2 separate regions of the Homo sapiens genome follow, and region 2 is linked to region 1. The links are chromatin contacts, found by Hi-C or POLR2A ChIA-PET in ENCODE. All regions are on one chromosome and are shown on one strand. Each heading gives the region's core, a stretch centred on a gene start or an enhancer-like site at or near the end of the contact. The rest is flanking DNA. Distances are from core to core; before and after follow the strand shown.

Region 1 (7,946 bases), core at 3,237-5,736:
CTGCGGTGGGGGTGGAGAGAAGAGACGACCTCCACCTTGTCTCTGTGGGACAGACCTCTTCCCATAGGGCTGGCACGGCTGGGGTACCATCTGCATGTGGGATGGAGGTCAAAGGTTGATCATTTTTGGGGAAAAAAAAGAAAACAAGAAAATGACAGGGAAGTTAGCAACCTCCAGGGCTCACGTAAGCCCCGAAAAGCTCCCGGGTTTCCCCTTTGTTGAAGTTTTGTTGTTGTTGTTTGTTTGTTTGTTTGTTTGTTTTTTGTGGTAAAATGTACACAACATGAAGTTTGCCATTTTAACCACTTTTTTTTCTTTTTTTCTTTTATTTTTTGAAATGGAGCCTCGCTCTGTCCCCCAGGCTGGAGTGCAATGTGACCTCGGCTCACTGCAACCTCCGCCTCCCAGGTTCAAGCGATTCTCCTGCCTCAATCTCCCGAGTAGCTGGGATTACAGGCGTGCGCCACCACGCCTGGCTAATTTTTTTTTTTTTGTATTTTTAGTAGAGATGGGTTTCACCATGTTGGCCAGGCTGGTCTTGAACTCCTGACCTCAAGTGATCCGCCCGCCTTGGCCTCCCAAAGTGCTGGGATTACAGGCGTGAGCCACTGTGCCCGGCCCATTTTAACCACTTTTAAATGTACCATTCAGTGGCTTAAGTACATTCCGAATGTTGTGTAGCCTTCACCGCTGTCTATACCCAAAACTTTCCCATTGCCTGAGCAGGAACTCTACAACCATTGAGCCTACCGCTCCATCCTTCCCATTCTCCCACCCCCTGTGCTGTTTTTTTTTTACCTAAACAAGATTTCCGCCTGGCCCTTCGCACTGTCTCCTTGTGCCCCATGTACACATCTCTGGAGGCGCAGGATAGTGAGCTGCAGTAATGGAGCTCGCATGTATATGGCAGCTATTCCATGAGGCCCTTGACGCCCTCACACCTTAGCCTTGCTGACAGGAGGCAGAGCTGGGAATCCACGGAGCCTAAGGGGCTAAGCTTGGCCCTCGGGATGTTGCCTGGCCCCACAGCTTCCCCCACAGGGAAGGGACCAGGACCCAGACCCCCAGGCTCTTCCACCGTCAGGGCTGCCTCAGGCTCTGACCAGTGTCGTTGCCCTCTTCCCGTCCACCCTGTCTCCATGGGGAGCATTCCTGGAGAATCTCCATGTGACAGTGGGGAGAGAACAGAAGCCTCCCTAAAGCGGCCTGGGTGCCAATCCCTGGCTTGTCTGTGGCTGTTTCCCACAGGAGCTCCGTGCGATTACTGATCCGCAAAGTACAGCATGCCCCACTTGAGATGGGTCCCCAGCCCCGAGCTGAGGCGGCCTGGCAGTTCTTCATGTCTGACAAGCCCCTGCACCTTGCGGTCTCTCTCAACAAAGAGGTAACCACCTACCATCGCTACTACCCGCAGGGCAGCAGGCCTAGGGGCAGGCCCCACACCCCTCTCTTCACCAGCCCCAGCCCTTAACTACATGGGTGCCTTGCAAGGAAGCTTGTTTCTAGGATAAAGCACCAACATGCGTAAGTGACTGGCCTGTTTTCACAGCCTGGAGCTGGTCAGCATGGTCCTTAGAGGAGGACGGAACTGGCTTGCGTTCCACCCACTGGCTGTCCCGAGGGACTGGGGAAGGAAGGGGCGCTGCTTTTCACATACCTGCCCCCCAGCTGTCCTTGTCCTGTCCACCTCCATGGGCCTTGTTCACTCATGGAGCATCAATAGCTGTGGTATCCCAAATTCTTCACTTCCTGGGAAATTTAAGTTTTGCAGAAACCATGTGGGATGGCAGTGTCACCTGTGATGTCATCTCTTAGGGGTGTCATGGTGGGAAAAGGTGAGAGCTGCTGGCCAAGGCTGGCTCTGGTTCCTCTGGTCAGCAGTCAGCCATTTGTGCACTGTGTGTATACACGTGTGTGGGTGTGCCAGGGGCTGTGTTACACGGGCTCTGCTGGGTGGGATGCCAGCACTTGGCTTTCCCAGTGGTTTCCTTTCACTTCACTCATCCTGCCCCCATAACCTCCTGACCCCTGGCCTCCTCCGATGTGATGATCGGAACTCTGTTCCCCTCCCCAGCTTCCCACAGATGGGTGGAATGTGTTTCAGGCCCTTCCTTAGAAGAAATGTATTGCTATCACTTCATCTTCCTTAAATTCTGCCGCTTTTATTCCAGTGAAAGGGATTGAGATGAATCTAGAAAGCAGTAAGATTAAAGACACCGCCACATCTGTTCTCTTCTTCTGACCTATCTGCTGACTTTTCTAGATCTATTTCCATGGGGAGCCCATCCCTGTGACCGTGACTGTCACCAATAACACAGAGAAGACCGTGAAGAAGATTAAAGCATTCGGTAGGACCTTCTTCTCAGAAGTAGAGGGCATAGTCTTCTAGAATTTCTGATCCTGTTTCCTGAGAGGTCACTTCTCTGGTCTGATAAGGCCCTTCTGGGTCCTTGGAACTGGCTACTTGTCTCTGCTGTCATAGGCAGCAGGACTGCGGAGGGAGAAAGGCCTTACAAGTTATCTCATTCAACTTCCTGCCCACTTACGGCTGGTTTTTGTCTTGGAACAAAATTCCTGGCAAGTGATCTCTTTCCATGGTTATGCCTTCCTGGAGGGCCCCACAGTGCTCATTGTGGTTGACAGATGCAGCACATTGTTGTGGGTGAGGCCTAATTTGTGGACTCATGCTGTGGGCTCTGTGATCCCAGCTGGCATCCACAGCAGGGGCTCCTTGTCTACCTTCCCAGGCTTTGTGTGGCTTGAAGGAGGTCCCACATGGAAGCGCTTTGTAAATGGTGAAGTGTGACTGTCTCGGCTCAAATGGCCATCATGTCATGGCTGACCTTCCCATATCCTACAGGGGAGGTGCCTTCTGCCTGTTGTTCCCACACATTAACTAAGCTCAAAAAGCATCAAAGCACAGGGGGTCTTATATAATGGTCTTATTTGGCTCTTTCATGAGGAAGACATGATGGAATGACCTGTGAGGGTAACCTCTAAGTTCACTTTTTAACTCAAACATTCAATGACCAAGACAAAGTTAGACTTATGCATCTTGGGGTGACTGTCCCAGGGCCCAGGACTGAGGATGTGGAACTTCCAGTCCTAAAATGGGCTCTCCCGGGCAAGCCAGGGTGAGCAGTGGCCCTAGGTGTCATATACCACTTTTCCCTGTGAGTCATCACAGATGAGGGTCAGAAATCCTGATGCGTGCAGACTAAGGAATTCTAGACTTTTCCCTCCCTCCCTTCCTTCCTTCCTTCCTTCCTTCCTTCCTTCCTTCCTTCCTTCCTTCCTTCCTTCCTTCCTTCCTCCCTTTCTTTCACAGTCTCCCTCTGTCACCCAGGCTGGAGTGCAGTGGTGTGATCTCGGCTCACTGCAACCTCCAGCTCCTGGGTTCAAGCCATTCTCCTGCCTCAGCCTCCCAAGTAGCTGGGATTACAGGCGTGCACCAATTTTGCCTGGCTAATTTTGTATTTTCAGTAGAGATGGGGATTTCGCCATGTTGGCCAGGCTGGTTTCAAACCCCTGACCTCAGGTGATCCATCCGCCTCAGCCTCCCAAAGTGCTGGGATTACCGGTGTGAGCCACTGCACCCGGATAGCTGTTAACTTTTTAAAAACAAAATATTAATTGCTTTCTATAGGCTGGGCACTGTACTGCATGCCTTGCACAAATTGTTTCTTTATCCTCAAACTTTGGCTGAGTGCAGTGGTTCACGCCTGTAATCCCAGTACTTTGGGAGGCCAAGGTGGGAGGATCCCTTGAGCCCAGGAGTTCAAGACCAGCCTGGGCAATATAGGGAGACCCTGCCTTTATTTTTTAAAAAAATCCTCAAGCTTAATTTTAAAGGTGATTAAAAGTCATCTTTTTAATCATCACAACGTCCCTATGAGTTAGATGCAATTATTACCCCCATTTTACTGATGGGGAAACTGAGGCTTAGAATAGATAAATAATTCACCCCACAGTTAGTGGCTAAGCCAAGATTGGCACCCAAACAGCCTGGCTCCAGGCCCACCTTCCTATCCACCACGTTCCACCCACCAACCAGTCCTGTACTGCCTCTAGCTAGTCTCTTGGAGGACAGGAAGGACAATGTTCATGAAGTAAGATGGAGGATGTTAGAAAGGGCTGAGCAGGGGAAAGGAGGGGTCTCCCAGGAGCTGCAGCCTTAGGGGACATGGGTGGGAGTTGATACAGAGCAGGTTATGGGTGACCAGAAATGGCCTGGAGACAGGACTTCAAAACCCCAGCCTTGAAGCTGAGGGCTGAGAAAGCCTAGCCTTGGAAGTGGAGGGAAACCATCATCAGAGAGGAGAGACCAGCGTGTACCCTGGGAGGCCGCAGGGAAAGTGCACGTGTTGGGGGACCAGTGCTGACCACCGGACTCCCGTCTTCCCCTTGCAGTGGAACAGGTGGCCAATGTGGTTCTCTACTCGAGTGATTATTACGTCAAGCCCGTGGCTATGGAGGAAGCGCAGTGAGTAGCTGTTGGGGTTTCCGTTTCCTGGGCGTCTCAGCCTTCTGTGTCAAGTTTCTCGCCGTTTATTGCTGAAGAAGGAACTAGAATGTTCAGCTAGCTCGCCAGCCTTCCACTTCCTTCCTCTTTCTCCCTTCGAGGGCTGCACAGAAAGTTAGCATCTTAGCTCTGCATCTACCACACCCCTCTGTGCCCATCTTACAGGAGTTCTGAGGATTAATGCAAGCCAAAGAATGACGCAGAGGAGAGAAATAAAGACAGAAATGTCACCATGGGATCAGCTGGCTTTTTCTATTTATCCTTGGAATGAATTGTTAGGAATTTGGTACTATTTCCACCTCCCAGAAGATGGTCAAATGAACTGTCAGCCCAGGCTAGGATTCCCTATCTTTTGATCTCAAATTGAAATCTTATACCAGTGACAACTGGATTAGAATATATCTGTTCTTAGCCTGTTGTTGTGAATGACTTTTCCCCTTTGTTAGAATCAAAAACAAATGAGAATCCTGCCATGGTTCCTTTATGCTGGCCTGAGAGACCTGCCCAGCTTTGCTGTGTGCCACAAAGTCAAATAGATTCATTTAATACATGGCTTGGAGTGGGGGGCGATGATCTCCCACCTCCAGCCCCCCGAGAGGATAGCTCGACCAGGTCTTAACTCTTTGCCTTGCTGGCATGTTCTAAGCACCGTTGTATGTAAAAAATATTATCAGGGTTAGAGGAAGGTTAGGGTAGGGGAATGATGAAAGACAACTGATTCCTTAAGATAATATAAGGTAATAGATAGATTTTTTTGAGATGGAGTCTCACTCTGTTGCCCAGGCTGGAGTGCAGTGGTGAGATCTCAGCTCACTGCAACCTCCACCACCCAGGTTCGAGCCATTCTCCTGACTCAGTCTCCCAAGTAGCTGGAATTACAGGAGCCCGCCACCAAGCCCAGCTAATTTTGTATTTTTTTTTTTTTTTGAGACGGAGTTTTGCTCTTGTTGCCCAAGCAGGAGTGCAATGGCGCGATCTTGACTCACTGCAACCTTTGCCTCCTGGGTTCAAGTGATTCTCCTGCCTCAGCCTCCTGAGTAGCTGGGATTACAGGCACACGCCACCACCCCTGGCTAATTTTTTGTATTTTTATTAGAAATGGGGTTTCACCATGTTAGCCAGGCTGGTCTCGAACTCCTGACCTCAGGTGATCTGCCCACCTCGGCCTCCCAAAGTGCTGGGATTACAGGAGTGAGCCACCGTGCCTGGCTGATTTTGTATTTTTAGTAGAGACAGGGTTTCACCTGTTGGCCAGGCTGGTCTCAAACTCCTGACCTCAGGTGATCTGCTTGCCTCAGCCTCCCAAAGTGCTGAAATTACAGGCGTGAGCCACCGCACCTGGCCTATATGGGAATATTTAAAAGGCAACTTTAGGAGAAACTATTACTGTTATTCAAAACAGATTCAAACTGTAGGTCTACAAGGGAGGGAGACAGGAAAGAACCACCACTCACTGCCTCCTTTCTGCCAAGATTGGGCTCTGTTCTGCCTTTAGGGGATCCTCGCACATCCCTGTGCCCTGGAGGGGTCTTGGCCCTGGTTCACCTTTCCTCATGTGCTCAGCAACATGGGAGCAAAGGATCCTGGCTGAGTTTTCCCCTAATATGTATTCCATCACCTGGTCCTCTTTCAAAGTGTTGGGTGCATTTTGGGTCAAAGATTCCCAGGAAACTGGAAAGCATTCCAAAGTCCCCCAAAGGCTGGAGGAGCCTGGGAGCTGGACTGGACCATGCTGACAAGTCTGAAGCTAGAGGCCACTCAGAAAGCTGCAGAGCAGGAGCCATCGTCCCAGAGCCCTGTGGCTTCTGGGGCTTTAGTGGGCAGGCTTCCACGGAACCAGGACAGACCTGACTCCCAAGCTGCTCCCCACCATCCAAACCCACATCCTGAAGCTCTGGGGAGTGGCCCCAGAGCCTTGGCATAGTCCTTTGGCAAGCTCTGCACAAACACAAAAAGTCCATCCTCTGAGCCCAACCCCAAGGGCCCTCTTCCTATTCCAGCCATCTTTACAATGCTGTTTCTGCTTTTTTCAATGCTCAAATTACGCTCATTAAGAGAGGTTCCACCAGGACCCAGATGGTAGGATGTGGGCCACCTTGGGCTCTGGCAGATTTCTGTAAAGAGCTTCCTGTAGACACTGGAGGCAGGATAGGGGACAGCTGCTTTTACCTATCCAGGGAAACTTGATTAGGGAAAGGAAGTCCTTTCCCAGAGAGGCAGTTCAGACTTCCAGCTGTCTCAGGACAGCCTTAGAATGGTCCTGATGCTGGCCACACCCCACCTTGTTCTGGCTAGGCACAGGATGGAGGGTGTGCTTCCGGCACGAATGGGCTCTGCTGTCAGAGAGTGTGCAGCCACGTGACTGTGGGCACACTTCCCGTCTGGAAAATGGGGATCTTGGAGCACCTGCTTGGTATGGGGTTGATGAGGGTAAGGTGAGAGTTTTGAGGACAGGCCTTAGCACTTGGCCTGGCACACAGCATGCACGTGAGTGGAGGAGCCAACTCTCCAGCCGCAGAGGCTGCTTCATGATCCTGGCCATGCTGCCGTGTGTCTGCCTGGAGAAACACACATTGCTGTGTCCCCAGCTGGATCCCAGACCCGCCTGTTGGCACAGGGTCTCCGCCATCTGTCAGATGTTGAGAAATCTATACCCCGACTGATGATGAAGAAGATCCAGTAGAGAAAGAGCATGTGCTGCTTTGGACCCAAGCTATTCGGTCTGTGTGATCCACAAATTGTGGGTCCCTGCGTTGCCCCTCTAGACAACTTACCACACAGTCACACTGTGACCCCCTTATAGTGACAGTTTTTGGTGACAAGAGGCTTTCTGGCCTGGACTCGTTGCTGACACCAACCAGAAGGTTCTGCAGGCCACCGTGTGGTTCACAAAGTCTCAGGAGGAGGCTGTGGTCTCTGACTCTTGAGCCAGTTTGTCTCATTAACTCCATAGAACATTCTAGAAATTCAGCAATTCAGAATAGGCTGAGTTGCTTGAAGAAATATCCTCCTGTTGCTGCCAGCCCACCCTGAGATTTCACAAGCACTGTTCTGCTTCTCGTAAGTCAAGTTCCCAGGCTCTTGAACCCACCTTCCCAGGAGGTCCATCAGGGGATGTGGATCCTGGAAAATGCCTAATGTCAAATAGGGGCTCATGGGGTCCATGGCAGCTTTGATGGTTATAAATCTCCTCTGTTCTTCTTCCTCTAGAGAAAAAGTGCCACCAAACAGCACTTTGACCAAGACGCTGACGCTGCTGCCCTTGCTGGCTAACAATCGAGAAAGGAGAGGCATTGCCCTGGATGGGAAAATCAAGCACGAGGACACAAACCTTGCCTCCAGCACCATGTGAGTCCTCGAGGCTCAGGGAATAAGCCCTGGCAGGGCGGGCTGGTGCTGGTCTGCTTCCCTTCACATCACCCTG
Region 2 (7,946 bases), core at 2,061-4,560, 110 kb after region 1:
AAGGTTGGGTACAGGACTGTAGCTCACACGGTGTGAAGCATGACTGGCTCCTGCCGGGTATTTCCGTGTTATGCCTTCTCAAGTGCAAAGCCAGGGCCCAGGGCCCCCGATGATAGCAGGCCGGCCCAGGGCCCCTGATGGTAGCAGGCCAGCCCAGCTCTGAAATCACCTGCCTCCCCCGAGGCCAGCTCATCAGCTACAGGGCAGGAGGATTTCTGGTGTGTGTGAAGGATGCCAGTGACCCTTGGTGACGCGGGGACTCTTGTTTCAGGTTCACACATCGTGTAAAGAATCCTTGCTGACCAAGTGCCCACTTGGCCTGTGCAAAGTGTCAGTCATCCCACCCACGGCTCTCAACAGCATCGACTCCGATGGTGGGTACCACACATGCTTATCCTTCTCATGCACGCCCACACGCTTCCTTCTCCACGCACTTTCTCTTCTCCAGCTCTGGAGTTGGTTATCTTGGTGAGATGTCAGCAAGAGGTCAGGCACAGCTGTTGGGGGTGCTGGAGGAGTTGCACAGAGCGGCACACGGCGCCCTGATGCTGCGGCATTGCCCTTAGATGGGCCAGAGACCCAAGCCTGGCACTTGACGTGGAGGTGATGCTGTTGAGTGGCACCCAGGCTTAGACAGGCCTGAGACCCGAGCCTGGCACTTGACGTGGAGGTGATGCTGTTGAGTGCAACCCAGGTCTGGGGCCTTCTCCGTCATGAGCCATTGAAGCTGTGCCCCATCTCTGCCTAGCACATGCTGGCACACTGGCTTGCAGCTGCTCTCATGTCTGGCTGGGACATGGTGGCACCTGTTGACAAGTACTGGTGGAAAGGGGGATGTGGGGTACATGGCTCAGAGGAGATCAAGAAGAGAAGACAGCAGAAAGGTGGCATTTGGACAGCTTGTGAATGTGGAGGTCAGATGGATGGGGCTCCCGGCCTCACACATGGAGACCGGCTGTGGGGAACTGTTCACTGACCTCCTCCTGACTTACAGGTGTGCATGTGTCAGGTGTGTGTCCTTTGGGGGGGTCTGCTGCTGCTGATTCCATCAGTGGTGCCCTCAGCGTCTTCCGTGGCCTATATATTTTCTTCTGTTCGTTCTTGCGTCCAGGGTTCTGGAAGGCCAGCTGTCCTCCTTCTTGCACAAGCCCACTGTTGGTCTTCGTCAATTCAAAAAGTGGGGACAACCAGGGTGTGAAGTTCCTCAGAAGATTCAAACAGCTACTAAACCCCGCCCAGGTCTTCGACCTCATGAACGGAGGCCCACACCTCGGGTAGGAAGCTTGTAAAATATATCTTTCTTGGAGTTTTAAAAATTGTGTAGATAGTGTGTGCTTGTTAAAAAAAAAAAGTTCAAAGACACAAAGCTTTAAATAGGAAAGAAAAGTTGAACTGCTTCCTTCCCAAATTGCACTTGCAGAGGTGCCCACTCTTAATAGAGGTGCATGGCCTTCCAACTTTGAACACAGTGCGCGTGTGCACACACGTACATACATCCATGTACACACACCCATGCACGTGCATCTTTTGAGCCAATCAGGATTCTTCTTTACCTGCCGTTGCACAAATGCCTTCTGTATGTGTCTGCATACAACGTTGTGGGTGTATTTTCTTTCATTTTATAATTTTTTATTTATCTGTCTATCTATCATCTATCTATCTATCTATCTATCTATCTATCTATCTATCTATCTATCTATCTATCTATCTGTGGGTGTATTTTCCTGGCGTGCCTCGTTCTTTGTAACAGCTGCCTAACATTGAGGAAGAAGCTGTCCTGCAGCGAGGCCAGGAGGAGTGTTTGCTGAGAGGCACAGGAGGCCGCTCGGTGTGCAGGTGCTGCAAGGCAGGAACACGTAAGGGCGGCGTTGGGCCAGAGCGATTTCCACTGTGCATCAGCAGCACAGAGATTAGACTGTTCCTCTGCTTGCTGGAGAGCCATGTGTGTTCTTTGTAGTTTTTTACTTTTCATAAGTTTGTAGAAAACATTTGCCTTTGTGAATTTTGCCATTTGAATGAATTTCTTCCTCTGGAAGCATCAGTTCCAGGTCGGAGCTCTAAGAGGACTTGCTGGCACTGCCGGAGATGTCCAGGATACCCGTAGTGGGAAGTGCCTGCAGAGCCTGTGGTCTGGCCTGTATTTCTCTGGGAGGAGTCAGTGGGGTCTGTGTATTAGGAGCCAGGGGCTACTCTGATGTGAACCTCGGCCAGCTCCCTGCGTGTCCTTGGCGTACATGCCAGGGTAAGAGGAACATGCTGCTCGTCGTTGGTCCTGTGGGTGTCTTCTGTGTTGCTCATCCCCACTCACAGCCAGGCGCAGTCGGAGAGCAGTCACAGATGGCAGCATTCCAGCCTGCTTCCGCAAAGGCAGTACTCCCACATTTTCTGTAGAAAGACTTCTTATCTGAATGGTGGAGGATTGCATTCACTAGTAGGCTGATCAAGATATTTTAATTTTAATTTTACTGTTTTTTGAGACAAGAGTCTTGCTAGGTTACCCAGGCTGAGTACACTGGTGCAATCCTGGCTCACAGCAGCCTCAACCTCCTGGGCTCAAACCACCCTCCTGCCTTAGCCTCCTGAGTAGCTGGGACTACAGGTGTGTACCACTATGCCCAGCTAATTTTTTTTTTTTATGTTTTGTTGAGCCTCACAAAACTTTTAAAATGTTTTGTAGAGTGGTCTCACTGTGTTGTCCAGGTTGGTTTCAAACTCCTGGAGCCAAATGATCCTCTTGCCTCAGCCTCTCAAGAGTGTTGGATTACACTGCCTGGCAAAGAAATAATTTTAGTTAAAAAGTGGGGAAAGTGGAGATATAATACGTCTGTTATCACAATGCACCAAGCAGGCTGAGGTTGTTATTAAACATGGTACCAGGGGTGTTGGAGGAATGCTGTGAAATGGCTGTGGGCAGGGCAGGTTACACAGCTGAACTCGAGAATAACGAAATATTCATTTTGGTGTGCAAGCAAAACCCCATGTTTCGTAGTGGGAGTTAAGTATGAGATGGGATGATTTAGGAAGCCCCCACAGCGGCGTAAGGGGAGTTGAGTCGTCATTTACCATTTCTGGAAGCAGCTCATCTCACACAGCTCACAGCAGAATCTGGAGCTACTGCTTCATGTTCCAGTTCCTGGCCTTGACCTGTCACCTCTTCTCCCGAGAGCAGGGGGCCTTACAGGTGTCAGTGTTCTGTGTGGAGCCTGGGCTTGGTGCCGCATCACCTATGCCTGTCTGTCTTCTGAGCACTCATTCTGGGTCAGACACTGAGCTCGAGGCAGGGTGCGCAGGTGAGCCAGGCGGGGAGTGCAGATGCAGGGAATGGGTAGGAGCACACGCAGGGTCCCCCGGCACTTCAGTGGGGGTGACACAGCTTCTCTGGGAACCCGGTGGGGGCAGGGTCGCAAGTCAAACTGGGCGTCCTTCCACGTCTCCCCGAGCTGGCATCCGAGGAGCTCTAGTGTTCTGAAGGCTGCAGGGAGGCGGGAGGCTTCTGGGCTGAGGGCACCGCTTGTGCAGAGGCGAGGCAAGAGGGAATGCAGTGGGGCCAGGCCAGGCAGCAGCAGAAAGGTGGCACCTGCCGTCAGGGAGGGCTGCGGGTGCTGGCCAAGAGGTTCGACTCCTTCCTGCAAATGAGGGGCAGCCTCATAAAGCAAGGCCCGTGGCCAGGCTCGTGTTTTAGAAAGGTCTTCCTGGAACTCATGGGGAGCTTTCAGGAAGGGTGTCAAGGTGACTGAGGCTCCTGTGGGACTCTGCGAGAGCACGGTGGTGACCTGAGCGGGTGGCTGGGTTGGGTGTGGAGGAGAGGCTGCCAGGAGGGGCTGGGTCGGCTGCAGGCTGAGAGGAGGTGGGTCTGGCCTCTGGACTGGGTTGGTGGTCGAGCTACCATTCTCCGAGTAGGGATGTGTCCTGTTGGATGTGCCCTGGGATACCAGAGTGGTGTGTTCTGGAGGACAGGTGCAAGTGTTGGCTTTCAGGAGTGGCCTGGGGGCTGTTGATCCAGAGTCACCTGTGTGGTCCTTGAAACTGGATGTGGTCACACAGGAAGAGGATGAGGAGTGAGCAGAAGCGGCACTGGTCTCCTGAGTGGGGACGCTGCTGGGCAGGGGCAGGGGGAGCCCAGGAAGGAAGGAAACCGAGGAGTTAGGAGGGTAGGAGGCGTGGGTCACATCACCGGAGGACTGAGTGGGCCCAGGCATATGTGCTGCAGTGGGGACACGCAGCCCGCAGCAGGTCAGGCAGCCTGGGGCTCCAGGGTGACCAGAACAAGGGCCAGGGCGGAAGCCAGACTGTGGCCCAGGGCCGGGGAGTGCCAAGACTGAGGGTGCAGGGTGATGCAGGCAGCCCAGAGGGCATGCTGGGAAGGCTGGCAGGGGCCACATGTGGATGGGGCAGGGACAGTGACGCAGGGTGGGCTCACATGGTTAGGGGCCACGGCAGGCTGTGCCCGTGAGCCTGGCAGGGGATGCAGTTTTGGCCCACCACTTTGCCTGTGATGTCTGCAGAGCGTGCAGTGGCTCACCAAGCTGAGTGGTCTTGTCGCTGGGTGGGGCGTGGCTGGTGGGAGCAGTTGGCTGGACCCCAGTGCTGCTGTCGTCCCTTTGACAAAGTGGACCCTGAGTGGAGGCGGCTGGTGTCACGTGGCAGGGCCTGTGCGTGCTCTGCCTCTGGTGCAGGTCAGCCATGAGGAGCACAGGTGGCCCCTCAGCCCCGTACTGACAAGCCTGTCATTTGTCCTGTGGAATGGATGTCATTTCACGGCCTTTCTCTTTTCTCTGCAGCTTACGGTTATTCCAGAAGTTTGACACATTCCGGATTCTGGTTTGTGGCGGGGATGGAAGTGTTGGCTGGGTCCTCTCCGAAATCGACAGCCTCAACCTTCATAAACAGGTACCAGGACAGGAGGGAGCCCAGCCAGGAGCAGAGAGGGTGCGGAGGTTAGAGGGAAATCATGCAGTCTCAGCTCCTGTTCATCTCGGAGCACCTGTTCTCAGGCCAGAAACCATTGGTGGTTTTGGGGAGTGTGCAGTTTGGTGGCCAGGGCAGAGAGGGGAGAGCCTGGGCCACCCCCTGGCATTGTGGAGGCCCGGGGGCTCTGGCCATGATGTATGAGGGGGACCTGAAGGGAGCTACGAAAAGAATTGCCCACAAAGGACCCACATGGGGAGCAGGGCTGGGTGGGGCTGTTGCTTTACTGGGTAATTTTTGTCTTGAGGCCTCTTGCTTGTGAGAAGGGGACGGCAGTATACTTGAGTTTCTCAAGTCAGAGTCATGGTTCATTGGACTTAGTTTTTTGTATTAAAATAAAAATAGATTTTCCTGATTGTGTATAAAAATGTTCATATAGTCATTTAATTTCCACACCAAGCCACGGCCTCCCCAGGTGATCAGCCAGTGCCAACATTTTGCTGTCTCTGACCTCTCTTGATCACAGTACATACAATGCACAGTGCACTTGTAATTTAAACGGGCTATTCTGTTACTGCTTTTGTTGTTGTTGTTTTTGTTTTTGTTTTTTTGAGGTGGAGTCTTGCTCTGTTGCTGGGCTGGAGTGCAGTGGTGCGATCTCGGCTCACTACAACCTCTGCCTCCCCGGTTCAAGTGATTCTCCTGCCTCAGCCTCCTAAATAGCTGGGATTACAGGCGCACGCTACCACGCCCAGCTAATTTTTGTATTTTTAGTAGAGACAGGGTTTCTCCATGTTGGCCAGGATGGTCTCGATCTCTTGACCTCATGATCCGCCCACCTTGGCCTCCCAAAGTGCTGGGATTACAGGCATGAGCCACCGCGCCCGGCCTGTTACTGCTTTTAAAAAACCACTAATTAAGATGTTGCAGACACCTTGTGCCTGTGTCTGTAAGTAGGCATCTGTGTGTCGTTTTCCACTGGACACACCCGGGAGCCCAGGGCCAGCTCACCTCCATGTGTGAGCACGGAGATCACTTCCCAGTGGTCTCCTCTCTGAGCGCACCCAAGCTTAAGTATTGAAATGTGCTGACAAACTGCCTTTCCTCAGGGCTGTGCCAGCTTCCATGCCTGATGCCTTTAAAGCTGTCTTTCCCCGTGCACCATCCAAGCTGTTCATCTCTTTAGTTTTTGTCCAGCTAAGTAGACCAAAAAATGTCTGACCTTTACTTCTTTAATTCCTGGTGAAGTTGAACGCCTCCTCAGTTGGTTATGAAGTTTTAAATAAATCACCTGTTCATATTTTTTTTTGCCTCATTTTCTCTTTGAGTATTCACCTTTTTTTCCTTTAAAAATGGGTGTGTGAGGATTATTGTTACATTAACTTCTTATCTGTCACTGCAGATATTTTTTTCCCGGTTTGTCGTTTGTCAGTTCAACATCCTTTTTGGGGGGTGGTCTTTTCTTTCATGATTTTTGTCAACGTCTGTCATATTTGCAGCTGCCTACACCCCAAGATTAAGATTTGCATCTGTATTTTCTTATGTTTATTATGGCCCCATTTTTAAAAAATTCAGTCTTCTGTGTGACGTGGATGTATTTTTCAGTGATTCTGTGGTGCCTACCCAGCTCTGCTCACTTGGTAGTATTTCCAGGTGGGTGGATTTGACAGCTCGGGCCGTGAGGCCAGTGGCTCAGGAGGAGAAGTGGTGCCGCCTGCTGGTGGATTAGCATAGACTACTCTAATTTTTGATTTTGTGTATTACTTGCAAGTTCACTGTCACTAGTTAGGAAGACAGTGGAACCTTGTGGCTGATTTTCATACGTTCAGCCAAGGTCAGCACACATTTCTCTCCCCTGCGTCTCTTTGACACCTGATGTGGTGGCCATGCCTTCGCTGGGCCCCTGCCGCCTCGGGGTTTCTTGTCTTCCTGGCTGCTACTGCTCCATGGTGGCCTCTCCCTCCTTACCCTTCCCTTAACGCTGTGTCCTCAGAGCCTTGCTGGGGCCTCTCCTCCTTCGCTTTTGAACGCTCAGCGACTTGCAGGGCTTCTGCTGTCGTCTCTCTCCTGGGGGCGCCTCAATTGATAGCTGAGCCTTGGGCCTCTCTGGATGTCTCCTAGTGCCTCGAGTTTCCAACACTACACCACGTTCAGCCCCCACCCTGCGTTCCTTTCCTTCGAGTCTGAAAACATCATCCATCTAGATGTCTGAGCCAGGAAATCGGACAGTTGTTCTTGGTTCGTCCGTCTCTTCCTCCTGCCTGTTTCTCACTAATTGTGTCCTCAGTCCTGCCACCCACAGTACCCTGGCCTCTGTCCATCTGCAGCTCACCCAGGCGACCTTTCCCGGGGCATTTCTGCCTGTGCACCCCCCAAGCACGATGCTTCTGGGAAAAGTCCAGACCTTTAAGAGTCCCAGCTTTGCCTCCTGCTTGCTTCTCTGCCTGTCTGCCTCCTGTTTCCTCGCTGTCCTCCTCTTCACTGAGCTCTGCCTTGCCCCCTCCCAGTGGTGTCTCCCTGCCTGGAGCACCATCCATGCCTGCTGTGCGCTGCTCTCCTTTTCCTTTAAGGCTCCAGGAAGCCCTCGCGGAGTCCTCAGACCCTCTGGGCACCCTTCAGCACTGGGTTCTCTCCATCTAGTGTGTCGGCTCCGGTGTCCTGGCCTGCTCGCTCCTGCCTCCCCTACTGCCAAATGTCCCCTTGGTGAGGCAGGACCTTCCCTGGTGTTTGCTGTCCCCACAGGCGGCAGGGCCTCAAGCATGGTCACCTCCACCTGGTGGGCAGAGGGCTGTACGGTGCTGTAGGCTGGACCACGGCAGGTTTCCTGCCTCAAGGACAGTAACGCCTCCCCACACACTCCACCGCAGCCTTCATGGCCCTGGTCACTCTGTTGTCAGAGTCAAAGGCTGGTGAGCTCTGGGCAGTGGGCATTTTAAGAGGCCTCCTAAGCAATGGAATGGTGTAGTGGGATCTCATTGGAGCTCTGAAATGGGAATCCAGGTGGAGGGTGAGGCCTGAGTAATGCATGAGGTCTCTTC

The links. Hi-C counts contacts between places; a loop is a spot of excess contacts on that map. ChIA-PET counts read pairs that join two places held with the same protein, here RNA polymerase II (POLR2A). Pooled maps may share reads with other maps.
Region 2: a pooled map shows a loop between it and region 1 (2.8-fold over the local background). The contact joins two enhancer-like sites. A Hi-C loop is called at or near these places in 3 of 168 maps with a recorded cell type or tissue (endothelial cell of hepatic sinusoid, mucosa of descending colon and naive thymus-derived CD4-positive, alpha-beta T cell), 4 of 37 single-sample maps with no recorded cell type and 8 of 50 pooled maps. POLR2A ChIA-PET finds 5 or more read pairs at or near these places in 3 of 52 experiments (CD8-positive, alpha-beta T cell, T-cell and activated CD4-positive, alpha-beta T cell).

What each region holds. Positions count from the first base shown.
Region 1 is chr2:233,327,230-233,335,175 of GRCh38, forward strand. It overlaps SAG (S-antigen visual arrestin), which reads left to right. Exons shown (of 16, transcript NM_000541.5): 8 at 1,249-1,384; 9 at 2,264-2,348; 10 at 4,411-4,483; 11 at 7,733-7,870. Among named protein-coding and RNA genes, the nearest start is that of DGKD, 23 kb to the right of the region's middle. RefSeq lists enhancers at 1-89, 1,387-2,218, 2,249-3,030. Within about 2 kb of position 4,487, at least 19 of the 41 ENCODE cell types and tissues checked have a DNase peak (open chromatin) inside an H3K27ac peak, as active enhancers do.
Region 2 is chr2:233,437,106-233,445,051 of GRCh38, forward strand. It overlaps DGKD (diacylglycerol kinase delta), which reads left to right. Exons shown (of 30, transcript NM_152879.3): 8 at 272-374; 9 at 1,112-1,274; 10 at 4,782-4,890. Among named protein-coding and RNA genes, the nearest start is that of DGKD, 87 kb to the left of the region's middle. RefSeq lists enhancers at 6,474-6,583, 6,604-6,653. Within about 2 kb of position 3,311, at least 3 of the 41 ENCODE cell types and tissues checked have a DNase peak (open chromatin) inside an H3K27ac peak, as active enhancers do.